Regions from separate parts of the Homo sapiens genome. Here region 1 is linked to region 2. Evidence: chromatin loops called from intact Hi-C (ENCODE). Cell type or tissue: HCT116. All regions are shown on one strand. Each heading gives the region's core, and the rest is flanking DNA. Links, peaks and the distances in the headings are about the cores only. Region 1 overlaps GPATCH8 (G-patch domain containing 8). Region 2 has its middle 20 kb from the start of GPATCH8.

What was found. A loop is a pair of places that touch in the nucleus more often than their neighbours do. Peaks named below come from ENCODE experiments on the same cell type or tissue, not always from the same donor. Only the 100,000 strongest peaks of a DNase experiment are listed, where the experiment ranks them.
Region 1: a loop joins it to region 2, with 2.5 times the contacts of the local background. A loop is called at or near these places in 3 of 110 quality-filtered maps.

The regions. Positions count from the first base shown.
Region 1 is chr17:44,441,787-44,450,117 of GRCh38, forward strand. All of the region lies in intron 3 of GPATCH8 (G-patch domain containing 8), which reads right to left. Among named protein-coding and RNA genes, the nearest start is that of ITGA2B, 56 kb to the left of the region's middle. In HCT116, for the core only: CTCF peaks have their summits at 3,845 (motif pointing left) and 4,044; DNase peaks (open chromatin) are centred at 3,885 and 4,465; H3K27ac peaks cover 1,273 bases.
Region 2 is chr17:44,519,175-44,527,505 of GRCh38, forward strand. No RefSeq gene overlaps it. Among named protein-coding and RNA genes, the nearest start is that of GPATCH8, 20 kb to the left of the region's middle. RefSeq lists a silencer at 4,260-4,319. In HCT116, for the core only: a CTCF peak has its summit at 4,157 (motif pointing left); a DNase peak (open chromatin) is centred at 4,187.

The sequences.
Region 1 (8,331 bases), core at 57-8,056, 77 kb before region 2:
GGGAGGCCGAGGCGGGTGGATCACCTGAGGTCAGGAGTTCAAGACCAGCCTGACCAACATGGTGAAACCCTGTATCTACTAAAAATACAAAATTAGCTGGGCATGGTGGTGCATGCCTGTAATCCTAGCTACTTGGGAGGCTGAGGCAGGAGAATCGCTTAAACCCGGGAGGCGGAGGTTGCAGTGAGCTGACATCGTACCATCGCACTCCAGACTGGGCAACAAGAGTGAAACTCTGTCTCAAAGAGACAAAAATAAAATAAAATAAAATAATATATATATACACATATATATGTGTGTATATGTATACGTATATATATACATATATATATATATAGAGAGAGAGAGAGAGAGAGAAGGAGAGAGAGAAAGAGAGTTTCTACTATATTCAAGGCACTGTTCTGGGCACTGCATATAGTGATGATGTAAAAAAAAAAAAAAACACCACAACCGCAGCACCACGTTCCATGAATTACCAATAAATAGGCAAAATAGAGTAATCTGACCAGCTGGAACTTCAGCTGAGAATGAGAGAAAACAGAACATTTGTGAAGCTAATGCATAAGCAGTTAAAAAAGCTTAAAAATGTCTGAAGTTGTCTTTTAAAGATATCTAAAGTTGTCTTTAAAGACGACCTTAATGAAGTGCAAGTAAATATAAAAGCCATCAAAAAGTCACAAAATCCATGTTTTTTTTGAGACAGGATCTTGCTAAGTCACCCAGGCTGGAGTGCTGTGGTGCCATCTCCGCTCACTGTAAATTCCAGCTTCCAGGCTCAAGCAATTCTTGCCTCTAGGCCTCCTGAGTAGCTGACACTACAAGTGCCTGCCACTACATCTGGCTAATTTTTGTATTTTTAGTAGAGATGGGGTTTCACCATATTGCTCAGGCTGGTCTCAAACTCCTGGGCTTGAGTGATCTGCTCACCTCAGCCTCCAAAGTGCTGGGATTACAGGTGTAAGCCAATGAGCCCGGCCTAAAATCCACTTTCAAAAGACAATTAAAACTGGGCTGGGCTTGGTGGCTCACGCCTGTAATCCCAGCACTTGGGGAGGCCAAGGCAGGAAGATGCCTTGAGGACAGGAGTTTGAGACCATACTGGGCAATAGAGCAAGACTCTGTCTCTCCAAAAAATTTTTCTTAAAAAAATTAGCTGGGCATGGTGGCATGCACCTGCAGTCCTAGCCACTGAAAATATTGAGGCAGAAGGACCACTTGAGCCCAGGAGCTGGAGTGAGCTATCATCGCACCACTGCACTCCAGCCTGGGTGACAGAGAAAAACCTTGTCGAAAAAGAGAAAAGAGGGGAAAAAAGACCATTAAACTGATAAAGGCCAAGAACCTACACTGACATCTTTAAAGTACTTATTTCTTCTTTTTAAGTAATGCAAATACATATGTGAAAATCAAGATAAAAAAAATTACGCAGGTGATTCTCTGATTTGCAAAAGTATTCAAAATAGGATTCAAGTCATGTTAATGGACTTAAATATCATTTCATTTATTGAAACTGTGATCACATGAAACTTTCAGAAACACTGAATAAAAAATGGTACATTTATTTCCAAACCAAAGCTTAATTTTTGCAAATTTCTCCTGAAAATGAGTCTTTAGGTGGCATAGAAACAATTATTACTTTCAGCATCGTTTAGATATTTTTCTAAGCAACTCTAACATATGATATATGCTACCTCTCAGAAAACATTAACTGAAAACATTGAGCACATTACTTAATCCCTAGAGAGTTTTTAAGGTTTAAAAAAAAAGGAAAAACTTTCTACCCAAAATAGAGTTCAAATTATCCAGTACTACAAAAACCTACTATATTCTTGCCATGGCCTTTTTAGTGACCTATACAACAACCAAATTAATTTGATTTTTTTCTTCCTTTATTTATTTTTTAAAACAGGGTCTCACCATCGCCCAGGCTGGAGTGCAGTGGCATAACCACGGCTCACTGCAGCCTCAACCTCCTGGGCTCAAGTAATCCTCCCATCTCAGCTTCCTAAGAAGCTGGGACTACAGGTGCACACCACCACATGTGGCTAATTCTTGTTATTTTTTGTAGAGACGGGATTTCACCATGTTGCCCGCCCAGTTTGTTCTTGAACTTCTGAGCTCAAGCAATTTGCCCACTTTGGCCCCACAAGGTGCTGGGATTACAGACATGAGCCATGGTGCCTGGCCAATTTGATTTTCAAATACAGATGTTTTCTAAGGCACACAAGTTTAATTATGACCTAAACGAATTTCCATCTGATACTTTCCATCTAGGATAAAATAGTTCAATTTTAATCATATAACTAAATATATTAATAAACAGGAACAAAGGTGGGGCAAAAGGCTTTAGTGAAAGTGTTGTTAAATCAGAATGTTAGGCCTGGGAAGGATATCTCATCCAGGGATAACATGATATCCTCAAGCCCTTAGAAGAGATAATAAAGAGAATTCATGAGTTACTTTCAATTAAAAAAAAAAAACCTAAAGAAAATCATACTTTTACATGAGATACAACTGTTTTAGCTAAAATTATACTGACTCACTAAAGATTGCCTCAAGCTAACCACCATGCTAAGATCAATTTGTTTTTTCAAATGGGAAAGCCAAATTAATAAATACAATTTTGGGGTAAAATAGTCTAAAACATGGGGCTGAGGAGATACGGAAAAAAACAGTTAAGTCTTTAGTTTAAAGAAAAAAAAAAGGCCAGGCATGGTGGCTCACGGCTGTAATCCCAGCACTGTGGGAGGCCAAGGCAGGCAGACTACTTGAGGTCAGGAGGTCGAGATCAGCCTGGCCAACATGGCAAAACCTCGTCTGCATTTAAAATACAAAAATTAGCTGGGCGTGGTGGCATGTTCCTGTAATCCCAGCTACTTGGGAGGCTGAGGCAGGAGAATCACTTGAAACTGGGAGGCAGAAGTTGCAGTGAGCCGAGATCACACCATTGCACTCCAGTCTGGGGCAACAAGAGAGAATCTCCATCTCACGGGGGGAAAAAAAGTGGTAGCACTTTTGTGCCCTGAGTTTTACTTATGTTTATATCCATATCTGACACAGTATGTAGGCCAGAATGGCATTTAGTTAAAAAGCATTTGTTGACTCAGAGAATGAACATGTTCGTAGCGGGTCTGAAACTTGTTCAACTGTAAATACTTAGTCATCATGATGCGCGCCGCTTAACATCACAAGATACTAATGATTTAACTCTCATAATCAAGGAATTATTTTATCAAGTAGAACATATCACTATATTAGAAAGGTCTCCATATATCAAAAAATATGTAAACTTTTATAATGAAATATTTGAGTTTTACATTACTGGTCATTAGAGCCTTAAGGCTTGTTCAATTTCATTTCTTGTTATCACTCAGTAGTCAAGGAGAAGGAAGCATCAAATGTTTAAGAAAAAAATACTAAAGAACTTACATTCAACATATATCGACAAACTTTTAAAAAACTGAATTGGAAAGTTGCCATAACCAGTTTCAGTGAAGGAAAACCTCAAGTCAGCCCCCATAATAATGGTGTTTTCCAGGAAATTAGGTTTAGGGTAAGTGGTCTGTTAGAAATTCTGAAAACATTTTTCCTCTTTTTAAAAAACAGGTCACAGTAAAAATTAATGGCTTCCTTCAAGTACCCAGTACACTCCTATATACATGTAGGTAGACCAAAAATTACCAGTGAGCTCCAATCTATGTGAGTATTTCTTTTTCTTTTTTTTTTTTCCCCCCCTAAGATGGAGTTTCACTCTTGTTGCCTAGGCTGGAGTGCAACAGCGCGATCTCGGCTCACTGCAACCTTCACTTCCTAGGTTCAAGCGATTCTCCTGCCTCAAGCCTCCTGAGTAGCTGGGATTACAGGTGCCCGCCACCAGGTGGCTAATTTTTTGTATTTTTAGTAGAGACGGGGTTTCACCATGTTGGCCAGGCTGGCCTCGAACTTCTGACTTCAGGTGATCCACCCACCTCATACTCCCAAAGTGCTGGGATTACAGGCATGAGCCACTGTGCCCAGCCTACATGAGTATTTCTTGATTAATGAATTCCAAAAGAAAAAATATACTTGTAAAGAGTGGCAACATGAAACTCAGGGGATCTGAATTACAGTTCTGTCACTAATGGGGCATGTGACCCATTATTAGCTATTAATTTCTTTTTATTTTTAGAGACAGAATCTCACCCTGTTGCCTAGGCAGGACGGAATGCAGTGAAGTCATCATAGTTTACTGTAACACTGAACTCCTGGGCTCAAGTGATCCTCCCACCTCAGCCTCCTAAGTAGCTAGGACTACAGGCACTCACCACCATGTGTGGCTAATTAAAAAAAAAAAAATTTTTTTTTGTAGAGATGGTGTCTCACTATGTTGCCCAGGCTGGTTTCAAACTCCTAGCCTCGAGTTATCCTTCTGCCTCAACCTCACAAAGTGCTGGGATTACAGGTGTGAGTCACCATGCCGCCTATATTAGTTTCGTGATCCAAAAATAGAGGAGTTAAAGGCCAGGCGCAGTGGCTCACGCCTGTAATCCCAGCACTTTGGGAGGCCGAGGCGGGCAGATCACGAGGTCAGCAGATCGAGACCATCCTGGCTAACACGGCGAAACCCAGTCTCTACTAAAAACACAAAAAATTAGCCAGGCGTGTGGCAGGCGCCTGTAGTCCCAGCTACTCGGGAGGCTGACACAGGAGAATGGTGTGAACCCGGGAGGTGGAGCTTGCAGTGAAGCCGAGTTCACACCACTGCACTCCAGCCTGGGCGACAGAGTGAGACTCTGTCTTAAAAATAAAGGAGTTAGACAAATCTATAAGGTTCACTTCACAATTCTAAAGTTTGAAGAGTGGAAAATATTTGAGTAGAAAATATCTGGGGGGATTATGTAGACAGCAGCCAGTCTTGTGATACTATAATAAGCCAACAATCAAATGCCTTCTTAAACTTACTATTGTTTTTCCATAGCTACACTGAAAATTTTACTATTCCAGGATCACTCCATTACCCCAAAACTTTCCAGCCTCATTTAACTTTCCACTGCAACTCCTCCATTTCATCTATTTTTTTTTCCTTAAAGACTGAGTCTCACTCTGTCACCCAGGCTGGAGCACAGTGTCACAATCTTGGCTCACTGCAACCTCCGCCTCGCAGGTTCAAGTGACTCTCCTGCCTCAGTCTCCTGAGTAGCTGGGATTACAGGCATGCATCACCATGCCCAGCTAATTTCTTTGTGTTTTAGTAGAGATGGGGTTTCACCATGTTGGCCAAGCTGGTCTCGAACTCCTGACCTCAAGTGATCTGCCCGCCTTGGCCTCCCAAAGTGCTGGGATTACAGGTGTGATCCACCGCACCTGGCCTCCATTTCATGTTTAATAAAAAAAAATTTTTTTTTTTTTAAGACAGTCTCACTCTGTTGCCCAAGCTGGAGTACAGTGGCACACTCTTGGCTCACTGCAACCTCTACCTCCTGGGTTCAAGCAATTCTCCTGCCTCAGTCAGCCTCCTGAATAGCTGGGACTACAGGCACGTGCCACCATGCCTGGCTAATTTTTGTATTTTTAGTAGAGACAGGGTTTCACTATATTGGCCAGGCTGGTCTTGAATTCCTGACCTCGTGATCTGCCCGCCTCAGCCTCCCAAAGTGCTGGGATTACAGGTGTGAGCCACCGCACCCAGCCAATAAACTTCTTCCTATATTTTTCTAGGCAATCCCTAAAAAAGACTGGGCTGCAAAGCTTAGCTCTCCAATAAGAGATAATAGCTAGACACTTGTGTGACTTTTGGCAAGCAGAGCCTGAGTCTCAGCAGCCTCCTCTGCAAAATGAAAATATTATCACCACCTTTTTTTTTTTTTTTTTAAGACAGGTTCTAGCTCTATGGCTCAGGCTGGAGATTAGAGTGCAGTCACACAATCATAGCTCACTTGCAGCCTCAAACTCCTGGGCTCAAGCAATCCTCCTGCCTTAACCTCCCAAGTAGCTAGGGCTACAGGCATAAGCCATCACACCACACCTACCCCATCCCCCTTTTTAGGACTGGCATACAGACCAAAAGAGACAACAAATGGAAGATATTTTGTAAACTTTAAATCACTATGCAGAACGCTCAAGGGTTCAGAAAATAAAGAAATTAGTCTTCCTTTTATTTCCAAATTAGACATTTTGGGGGTGTTTGTTTGTGAGACAGGGTCTCACTCACTCTGTTGCCCCAGCTGGAGTACAGTGGCGTGATCTCAGCTCACTGCAACCTCTGCCTCCCAGGTTCAAGCGATTCTCCTATCTCAGCCTCCTGAGTAGCTGGGATTACAGGAGCCCACTACCAAGCCCGGCTAATTTAAATTTGGCATTTTTGAAAGTAAATACCTTAAAATGAAAGATACTCTAAAACAGAATCTGTGATAATTTCCAAATGTTTTACATACAATTTGATGGTAATGAAACAACCCCATTTACAGATGGAGAAAATTATTATCTATGATCAATAATCAAAGTATTACAGGCTGGGTATGGTGGCTCACGCCTATAATCCCAGCACTTTGGGAGGCTGAGGCAGGATGACAGCTTGAGCCCTGGAGTTCCAGACCAATCTAGGCAACATAGGGAGACCCTGTCTCTATGAAAAAAATTTAAAAATTGGCCAGACATGGTGGCAAATGCCTATATTCCCAGCTACAGCTACACAGGATGCTGAGGTGGGAGGATCACGTGAGCCAAAAAAAAAAAAAAGGGGGGGGGGGGAAGAAGGAGGAAGAAGAAGAAGGAAGAAGAAGAGGAAGAGGAAGAAGAAGAGGAAGAGGAAGAAGAAGAAGAAGAAGAAGAAACAAACCACTATCACTATATACCCTTTTGCTCACTTAAGAAGCTTCCTGGACACTCCACTCTCTTGCCTAAGTATCCTACTAACCCAGTGTCATTTTAATAAGGCAAACTAACCTAGGTCCAAAAGTCTATGAATACTAAGATAGGAAACAATGTAAATTAGGCTAAGGCTAAGACTATAAAAAAAAAAAAATAAACAGCACTATACTACTTTAGTGTAACCAATACATTTTGGATAAATTTAAAAAAAAAAACTGTCCACCCTATTTACTATAATGAAGGTAATTTTCTTAGAAGCCTGTTATTCATATGGTCCAAAAGAATGTTTTTCTAGCCCTGATCCATTCTATTTGCATTAAAAAATGGGGCAAGGGGATATTTAAAATATCATTTCCTGGGCTAGGCGTGGTGGCTCACGCCTGTAATCCCAGCACTTTGGGAGGTTGAGGCGGGTGGATGACCTTAGGTTAGGAGTTCGAGACTAGCCTGGCCAACATGGTGAAACCCTGTCTCTGCTAAAAAATACAAAAATTAGCCAGGCGTGATGGCACATGCCTGTAATCCCAGCTACTTGGGAGGCTGAGGCAGAAGAATCACTTGAACCCGGGAGGCAGAGGTTGCAGTGAGCCGAGATCGCACCACTGCACTCCAGCCTGGGCAACAATAGCGAAACTGTCTCCAAAAAATAAATAAATAAAATAAAATATCATTTCCTGAACCCTACCCCAGACCTGCTGATTTATGCTGGTCAGAATCGACATTAAATTTTTTGCTTGTTTTCTTTTTCAGTAGATACAAACTCTTGCTATGTGGCCCAGGCTGGTCTTGAACTCTGAACTCAAGCCATCCTCCCACCTCAGCCTCCCAAAGTGCTGGGGTTACAGGCGTGAGCCCCTGCACTCAGCCTCAGAATCTACTTTTTTTTTTTTTTTTTCCTGAGACAGAGTTTCACTCTTGTTGCCCAGGCTGGAGTGCAATGGCGTGATCTTGGCTCACCGCAACCTCCGCCTCCCAGGTTCAAGCAATTCTCCTGCCTCAGCCTCCCGAGTAGCTGGGATTACAGGCATGCACCACAACGCCCGGCTAATTTTGTATTTTTAGTAGAGACGGGGTTTCTCCATGTTGAGGCTGGTCTTGAACCCCTGACCTCAGGTGATCCGCCCGCCTCAGCCTCCCAGAGTGCTGGGATTACAGGCGTGAGCCACTGCACCCGGCCTGAATCTACATTTTTAACAAGAACCCAAGGTGATTCTGCTGAAAGCCATAAGACTAATAATGGAAAAAGCACTGGGGTAGAAGTAAGAAGACTTGTTTAGTAAAGGTAGCTCCTATCCTTAGCAGTTTCACCTCAGATAAACATTTAAGTTTCTCAATCTTTTAAGTGGCATTATGTCTTATTCTATATACTGGAGAGAGAAATATATAGGTATATAAAACATATAGCCATATTTAATTCCTGACACCCCCAAATCTTGTAAAAATATGGCTATATGGAGGGTATAGCAAGGTCACAGTGCTTAC
Region 2 (8,331 bases), core at 68-8,067:
AATCCCAGCACTTTGGGAGGCCAAGGTGGGCAGATCATGAGGTCAGAGGTTTGAGACGAGCCTGGTCAACATAGTGAAACCCTGTTTCTACTAAAAGTACAAAAATTAGCCAGGTGTGGTGGCACGCACCTGTAGTCCCAGCTACTCGGGAGGCTGAGGCAGGAGAATTGCTTGAACCCAGGAGGCGGAGGTTGCAGTGAGCCTAGACTACTGCACCATTGCACTCCAGCCTGGGTGACAGAGCAAGACTCCATCTCAAAAAAAAAAAAGAATTTCTATGAGGCCACAAGCATTTCTATGAGCCCACACCTGTAATCCCAGCAGTTTGGGAGGCCAAGGCAGGCAGATCACTTGAGCCCAGGAGTTCAAGACTAGACTGGGCAACATGGTGAAACTCCATCTCTACGAAAAACACAAAAATTGGCTGGGCGCAGTGGCTCACCCCTGTAATTCCAGCACTTTGGGAGGCTGAGGCGGGTGGATCACGAGGTCTAGAGATCCAGACCTGGCCAACATGGTGAAACCCCGTGTCTACTAAAAATAAAAAATTAGCCGGGTGTGGTGGCGCACGCCTGTAGTCCCAGCTACTCAGGAGGCTGAGGCAGGAGAATTGCTTGAAGCTGGGTGGTGGAGGTTGCAGTGAGCTGAGATGGTGCCACTGCACTCCAACCTGGCGACAGAGTGAGACTCCGTCTCAAAAAAAAAAAAAAATTATCTGGGTGTGGTGGTGACATGTGCTTGTAACCCCAGCTACTCAGGAGGCTGAGGTGGGAGGATCACTTGAGCCTGGGAGGTCAAGGCTGCAGTGAGCAAGTGGCGATCCCGCCACTGCACTCCAGTCTGGGCAACAGAGCAAGAGCCTGTCTCAAAAAAAAAAAATGTATTTCTATGAGGCAAGGGGCTGTGGCATCCACCTTCCCTCTGAAGATTCTCCAGGCTGAGAGATGAAGCAATCACCTCAAGAGACTTACTGAATATTTAAGCAGGGATTGGCCCCGGACACTTGGCACCATTCAGACTTTGGAGGAACAGACCTGATTTAGATATGATCTTCAATGTCCATGGGTCTGGTGTAGGGACAGGAAAGAGTCTGTAAGGGGTTCAGTGTGGACTGAGGTCTGACTCTCCTTGACAGGGGAAGACTGATAAGAGGTGATGAAGGTCTGAACTAGATTTTTTACTATTTTATTCTTTTAAAACGATTTTTCTACATATCAGTACAAACAATTTTACCTAAACACATTAAGTGTTATTCTATCTTCCAAACTTTTTAAAGCAGTGTTTTGTTTGTTTGTTTTTGAGACAGGGTCTTCCTCTGTCACCCAGGCTCGAGTGCAGTGGCACGATCATGGCTCACTGCAGCTTCAAACTCCTGGGCTCAAGTGGTCCTCCTACCTCAGCCTCCTGAGTAGCTGGGACTACAGGCACACGACACTATGCTCGGCTAATTTTTTTATTTTTGTTTTTTGTAGAGACAGGGTTTCACCATGTTGCTCAGGCTGGTCTCAAACTCCTGGGCTCAAGCAATCTGCCCACCTTGGCCTTCCAAAATGCTAGGATTACAGGCATTAGCCACCACACCAAACCTAGTCTTCTTCTTTTTTTTTTTTTTTTGAGACGGAGTCTCGCTTTGTCACCAGGCTGGAGTGCAGTGGCATAATCTTGGCTCACTGCAACCTCTGACTCCCATGTTCAAGCGATTCTCCTGCCTCAGCCTCCCAAGTAGCTGGGACTACAGGCGCGTGCCACCATGTCCAGCTAATTCTTGTATTTTCAGTAGAGACGGGGTTTCACCATGTTGGCCAGGATGGTCTCGATCTCTTGACATCGTGATCTGCCCGCCTCAGCCTCCCAAAGTGCTAGGATTACAGAAATGAGCCACTGCGCCTGGCCTAATCTTGTTTTTAAACTTCTTTTTTCCTCTCCTTCTCTCCCAACCAGGTAACCCATGTCCACTACCCAGTTTGTATTCATTCACTTTTTATTGCTCATATAGTCATATATATACACACATATATATGTGTACAGGAAATATAGGGGATTTGTTGTTAGTTTTCAAAAAACAGGATCACATTATTCACACTTTTTGCTTCTTGCTTTTCTTTCTCAACAATACCTCCTAAATATTCCTCCAAGACAATTGTTACAGCTCTACAGCTCCCTTCTTTTTTGTTTTTTGTTTTTGTTTTTGTTTTTGAGACGGAGTCTCGCTCTGTGGCCCAGGCTGGAGTGCAATGGTGCGATCTTGGCTCACTGCAACCTCCACCTCCCGGGTTCAAGCAATTCTCCTGCCTCAGCCTCCGGAGTAGCTGGGACTACAGGCACGCACCATCACACCCAGCTAATTTTTGTATTTTTAGTAGAGACAGGGTTTCACCATATTGGCCAGGCTGGTCTCAAACTCCTGACCTCGTGATCCGCCTGCCTCGGTCTCCCAAAGTGCTGGGATTACAGAAATGAGCCACTGTGCCTGGCCCTCAGTTCCCTTCTTTTTAAAGACTGAATAATATTTCACTGAATGGCTGTTAACCATTTATTCAACCATTCGCTGATGGGCATTTACTGTTTTCAGTGTTTTGCAACTAACTAATCCTACACTGAGCATCCTTAGACTGTACACCTATCCCTATGGATGGCTGGTTTTATTTCCATGGGATAGATTTCTAAGAGTAGGATTGCTCGGTTAGAGAGTAGATATGTGTTTCTTTGTTGTTGTTGTTGTTTGAGACAGAGTCTCTGTCGCCCAGGCTGGAGTGCAGTGGCGCAATCTCAGATCACTGCAACCTCAGCCTTCTGGGTTCAAGTGATTCCCCTGCCTCAGCCTCCCGAGTAGCTGGGATTACAGGCACATGTCCCCATGCCTGGCTAACTTTTTGTATTTTTACTAGAGACGGGGTTTCACTGTGTTAACCAGGATGGTCTGGATCTCCTGACCTCGTGATCTGCTTGCCTCGGCCTCCCAAAGTGCTGGGATTACAGGCCTGAGTCTTTTTTAATAATTGTGTTTCCATGAATCCTCTATCCATGACTTCACCATTTTTCCGTGAAGTGTTTGTCTTTTTCTTGTTAACTTGTAAGATCTTTTTGTATAGTACAGCTGTTAACTCATGGCTTGCCACCTGCATTACAACGTATTTCTAAATCTACTATTTTCCTTTTTAAAAGAAAATTTTCCTAATGCCTGTATTTATGTCCTGTTTTTCCATCCCCAAAATGTTTTAACTTTTATACAGTGAAATATTTATACCCTTTTTTTCCTGTTGTAGCTTCTCGATTTTCAATCTTGGTTAATATTTTCCCACTCTTATACATCATACATGCGGGCTTCTAGATTTTCATTAGATTTTATGCATTTAGTTTTATATTTAAATTTTTGATCCAGCTGGAGTTTATTTTTGCATATGGTATAAGATAAAGCTCTAATTTTATTTTCTTCCATTTGGAAATCCAGCTATGGTAAAATCATTTTTATTCTTTTCCCACTTAACTGAACAAACCCCTGTGTTATATATTAGAATTTCAGCCAGGCCTGGTGGCTCAAGCCTGTAATCCCAGCTCTTTGGGAGGCCAAGGAGGGTGGATCACTTGAGTCCAGGAGTTTGAGATCAGCCTGGGCAACATAGTGAAACCTTGTCTCTACAAAAAATATAAAAATATTAGCCGAGGGTGGTGGTGCAGCACCTGTAGTTCCAGCTACTAGGGAGCCTAAGGTGGGAGGATCACCTGAGGTCGGGGCTGCAGAGAGCAGAGATCACGCCACAATAAGGCAAGTCCATCCTCATTCTCTTTTTTTTTATACCTTAATTGACACTCACTATCATATATTAAAACTTTTTTTTTTTTTTAGCTGAGAATGATTAGGAGAGTGGATTGAAAGGATTTCCCTGGTCCAGAAACTGGAATTCAGTGGGGCGCCACCTTAGCACGGGACCCAAGGGGATACAGGACAGGATGGAAGGGAGGTCATTCATCATATCTTGTTTTAGGTCCTGGGGACCGAAAGAGGTCCAACTTGGAGCAGGTACATTGGTCTAAGCCTAGTTCTGTTCGGTTCCGGCTCGACCCCCAAGTACGTGAACGTGGCCCAGGGCTGCAATGGGAATGCTTGGGCAGTCACCTACTCTCCTGCCAGGGCAATGCAGTTGCCTTTAAGCCTCTACCGCCCCCTGGTGCTGTCTGACCTGGGGTTTCCAGAACCAAGCTCCCTCTCCCAGAAGCCTCCAGTTCGAGGAAGAAGGTCCCTTGGGGCCAATAGGGGTTTAAAGAAGCCGTTGGGGACAGAGGGTCTTAACCTGTACCATCGAATACCTGGTCAGACACCAGAAACTGCTTCAAACTTACTGTACTCAAATCTCTCTTATCTCCACCAACCCTTCTTATTTGCTATGATTTTGAGCTACTGGTGGGAGCTATTCCTGCCTTCCCTGATCACCTACAGAGCTGATCATCTACTGTGGAAGACAATACATCAATTCCTAAGCTATCTGATAAGTGAACAATCCAGGAGAGGTCCCCACGTGCTGCCACTGAGTAGGGGACAATCGGTTCTAGTTCTAGGGGCAGGAAAGCTCAACAGGGGCAGGACAGGGAAGGGCCGATGGAAGAGATGGGCTTGGAGACAGTCCCTGGAGAATGGCTCCAATTTGGATCATCAGGGAAAGGAGAACATACATGAAAAAGAGGGAGTGAGGAGGATGGTAGGACTTCCATTTCCTGTAATGATAGGCTAAGTTATTCAGACCAACCTTCCCATTGAAAACAAATGCAAAAGCTGGATAAAGGCTTTTTAAAAAAAAAATCCTCCTCTCCCTCTCCCTCTCCCTCTCCCCACGGTCTCCCTCTCCCTCTCTTTCCACAGTCTCCCTCTCCCTCTCTTTCCACGGTCTCCCTCTGATGCCGAGCTGAAGCTGGACGGTGCTGCTGCCATCTCGGCTCACTGCAACCTCCCTGCCTGATTCTCCTGCCTCAGCCTGCCCAGTGCCTGCGATTGCAGGCGCGCGACGCCACGCCTGACTGGTTTTCGTATTTTTTTGGTGGAGACGGGGTTTCGCTGTGTTGGCCGGGCTGGTCTCCAGCTCCTAACCGCGAGTGATCCGCCAGCCTCGGCCTCCCGAGGTGCCGGGATTGCAGACGGAGTCTCGTTCACTCAGTGCTCAATGGTGCCCAGGCTGGAGTGCAGTGGCGTGATCTTGGCTCGCTACAACCTCCACCTCCCAGCAGCCTGCCTTGGCCTCCCAAAGTGCCGAGATTGCAGCCTCTGCCTGGCCGCCACCCCGTCTGGGAAGTGAGGAGCGTCTCCGCCTGGCCGCCCATCATCTGGGATGTGAGGAGCCCCTCTGCCTGGCTGCCCAGTCTGGAGAGTGAGGAGCGTCTCTGCCCGGCCGCCATCCCATCTAGGAAGTGAGGAGCGCCTCTTCCCGGCCGCCATCACATCTGGGAAGTGAGGAGCATCTCTGCCCGGCCACCCATGGTCTGAGAAGTGAGGAGACCCTCTGCCTGGCAACCGCCCCGTCTGAGAAGTGAGGAGTCCCTCCACCCGGCAGCCGCCCCGTCTGAGAAGTGAGGAGCCCCTCCGCCCAGCAGCCACCCCGTCTGGGAAGTGAGGAGCGTCTCTGCCCAGCAGCCACCTCGTCCGGGAGGGAGGTGGGGGGATCAGCCCCCCGCCCAGCCAGCCGCCCCGTCCGGGAAGTGAGGGGCGCCTCTGCCCGGCCGCCCCTACTGGGAAGTGAGGAGCCCCTCTGCCCGGCCAGCCGCTCCGTCCGGGAGGGAGGTGGGGGGGTCAGCCCCCCGCCCGGCCAGCCGCCCCGTCCGGGAGGTGAGGGGCGCCTCTGCCCGGCCGCCCCTACTGGGAAGTGAGGAGCCCCTCTGCCCGGCCAGCCGCCCCGTCCGGGAGGGAGGTGGGGGGGTCAGCCCCCTGCCCGGCCAGCCGCCCCGTCCGGGAGGGAGGTGGGGGGGTCAGCCCCCCGCCCGGCCAGCCGCCCCGTCTGGGACATGAGGGGCGCCTCTGCCCGGCCGCCCCTACTGGGAAGTGAGGAGTCCCTCTGCCCGGCCACCACCCCGTCCGGGAGGTGTACCCAACAGCTCATTGAGAACGGGCCATGATGACAATGGCAGTTTTGTGGAATAGAAAGGGGAAAGGTGGGGAAAAGACTGAGAAATCGGGTGGTTGCTGTGTCTGTGTAGAAAGAGGTAGACATGGGAGACTTTTCATTTTGTTCTGTACTAAGAAAAATTCTTCTGCCTTGGGATCCTGTTGATCTGTGACCTTACCCCCAACCCTGTGCTCTCTGAAACATGTGCTGTATCCACTCAGGGTTGAATGGATTAAGGGCGGTGCAAGATGTGCTTTGTTAAACAGATGCTTGAAGGCAGCATGCTCCTTAAGAGTCATCACCACTCCCTAATCTCAAGTACCCAGGGACACAAACACTGTGGAAGGCCGCAGGGTCCTCTGCCTAGGAAAACCAGAGACCTTTGTTCACTTGTTTTTCTGCTGACGTTCCCTCCACTATTGTCCTGTGACCCTGCCAAATCCCCCTCTGCGAGAAACACCCAAGAATGATCAATTAAAAAAAAAAAATCCTTAGCAATATTACAGATATTTGACAAGAGAGATGAATTTCCAGGCCAAAACTTAAAGGAAAGTGGGATCCCAGAGAGGCATTGGAAGACAGAGCAGAAGAAATTACCCAGAATGCAGAAAAGGGACAAAAAGAAGAGTTTGAGACACATGGAGGATACAATGAAAGAATCTAATATCGTTTAATCAGAATTCTAGAAGGAAAAAAAAAAAAAGAAGCCAGGCATGGTGGTGCATGCATACCTTTCATCCCACTATGTGAGTATTGCTTGAGCCAGGATTTTGAACCCAGCCTGGGCAAAACAGCAAGACCCCATTTTATTTTATTTAAAATACTTTTTTTTTAAAGGAAAGAACAAGAGAATGTGGCAAGGTGAAGATTTGAAAAGATAATGGCTGAGAATTTCCCAATTCTGATGGAGCATCAATCCACAAGTTCTGGAAGCGTGAAGAATTCTAAGCAGGATAAATAAAATAGAATCTACATGCAGATACATCACAATGAAATGTCAGAATTCTGAATACAGAAAGAAAAAAAATTTTATTTTGAGAGAAAGTCTCACTCCATCACCCAGGTTGGAGTGCAGTGGCGTGATCTCAGCTCATGATCTCAGCTCACTGCAACCTCTGCCTTCAGGTTCAAGAGATTCTCCTGCCTCAGCATCCCGAGTAGCTGGGATTACAGGTGCCCACCACCACATCCAGCTAATTTTTGTATTTTTAGTAGTCACGGGGTTTCACTGTGTTGGCCAGGCTGGTCTTGACTCCTGACCTCGAGTGATCTACCCACCATGGCCTCCCAAAGTGCTAGGTGGCATGAGCCACTGCGCCTGGCCTGAATATAGAAAGAAAATCTTAAGAGCAGCCTTCTCAACAACAGCAATAATGGAAGCCATAAGCCAGTAGAATGATATCTTGAACATACTGAAAGAAAATAACTTCCAACCTAGAATTCAAGAGTAAATGTTCTTTTCTTTTCTTTCTTTCTTTTTTATTTTGAGATGGAGTCTTTCTCTGTCACCCAAGCTGGAGTGCAATGACATGATCTCAGCTCACCGTAACCTCTGCCTCCCGGGTTCAAGTGGGGCAGCCTACTCCTGCCCCAGCCTCCCAAGTAGCTGGGATTACAGGCACCCACCACCACGCCCAGCTAATTTTTGTAGAGACGGAGTTTCACCATGTTGATCAGTCTGGTCTCGAACTCCTGACCCTCAGGTGATCCACCTGCCTCGGCCTCCCAAAGTGCTGTTATTACAGGTGTGAGCCACCACACCCAGCCAAGACTGAATTTTCAAACAAGTAAAAACTAAAACAGTTTGCTATCAGCCTCACTGAAGTGCCTCATGAAAAAAATTCTAAAGGATGCAATTCAGGCAGAAGGAAAGGGATCCCAGATGGAAGGTCTGAGATGCAAGAAGGGATGAGGATTTGTACACAAATGTTCATGGCAGTATGATTCATAATAGCCAAAAAGTGGAAGCAACTCAATGTCCATCAACAGATGAATGGATAAACAAAATGTGGTATATCCATACAACGGAATATTATACAGCCATAAAGAGGAATGAAGTGTTGATACATGTTATGACATGGATGGACTTTGAAAACATTATATTAAGTGAAAGAATCCAGACACAAAAGGCCACATATTACATGTTCCATTTATGTGAAATGTCCAGAGTAGGCAAATCCACAGAAACAGAAGGTACACTTGTGGTTGCCAGAGAGGGGGGGAGGAGGGAGGAATGGCA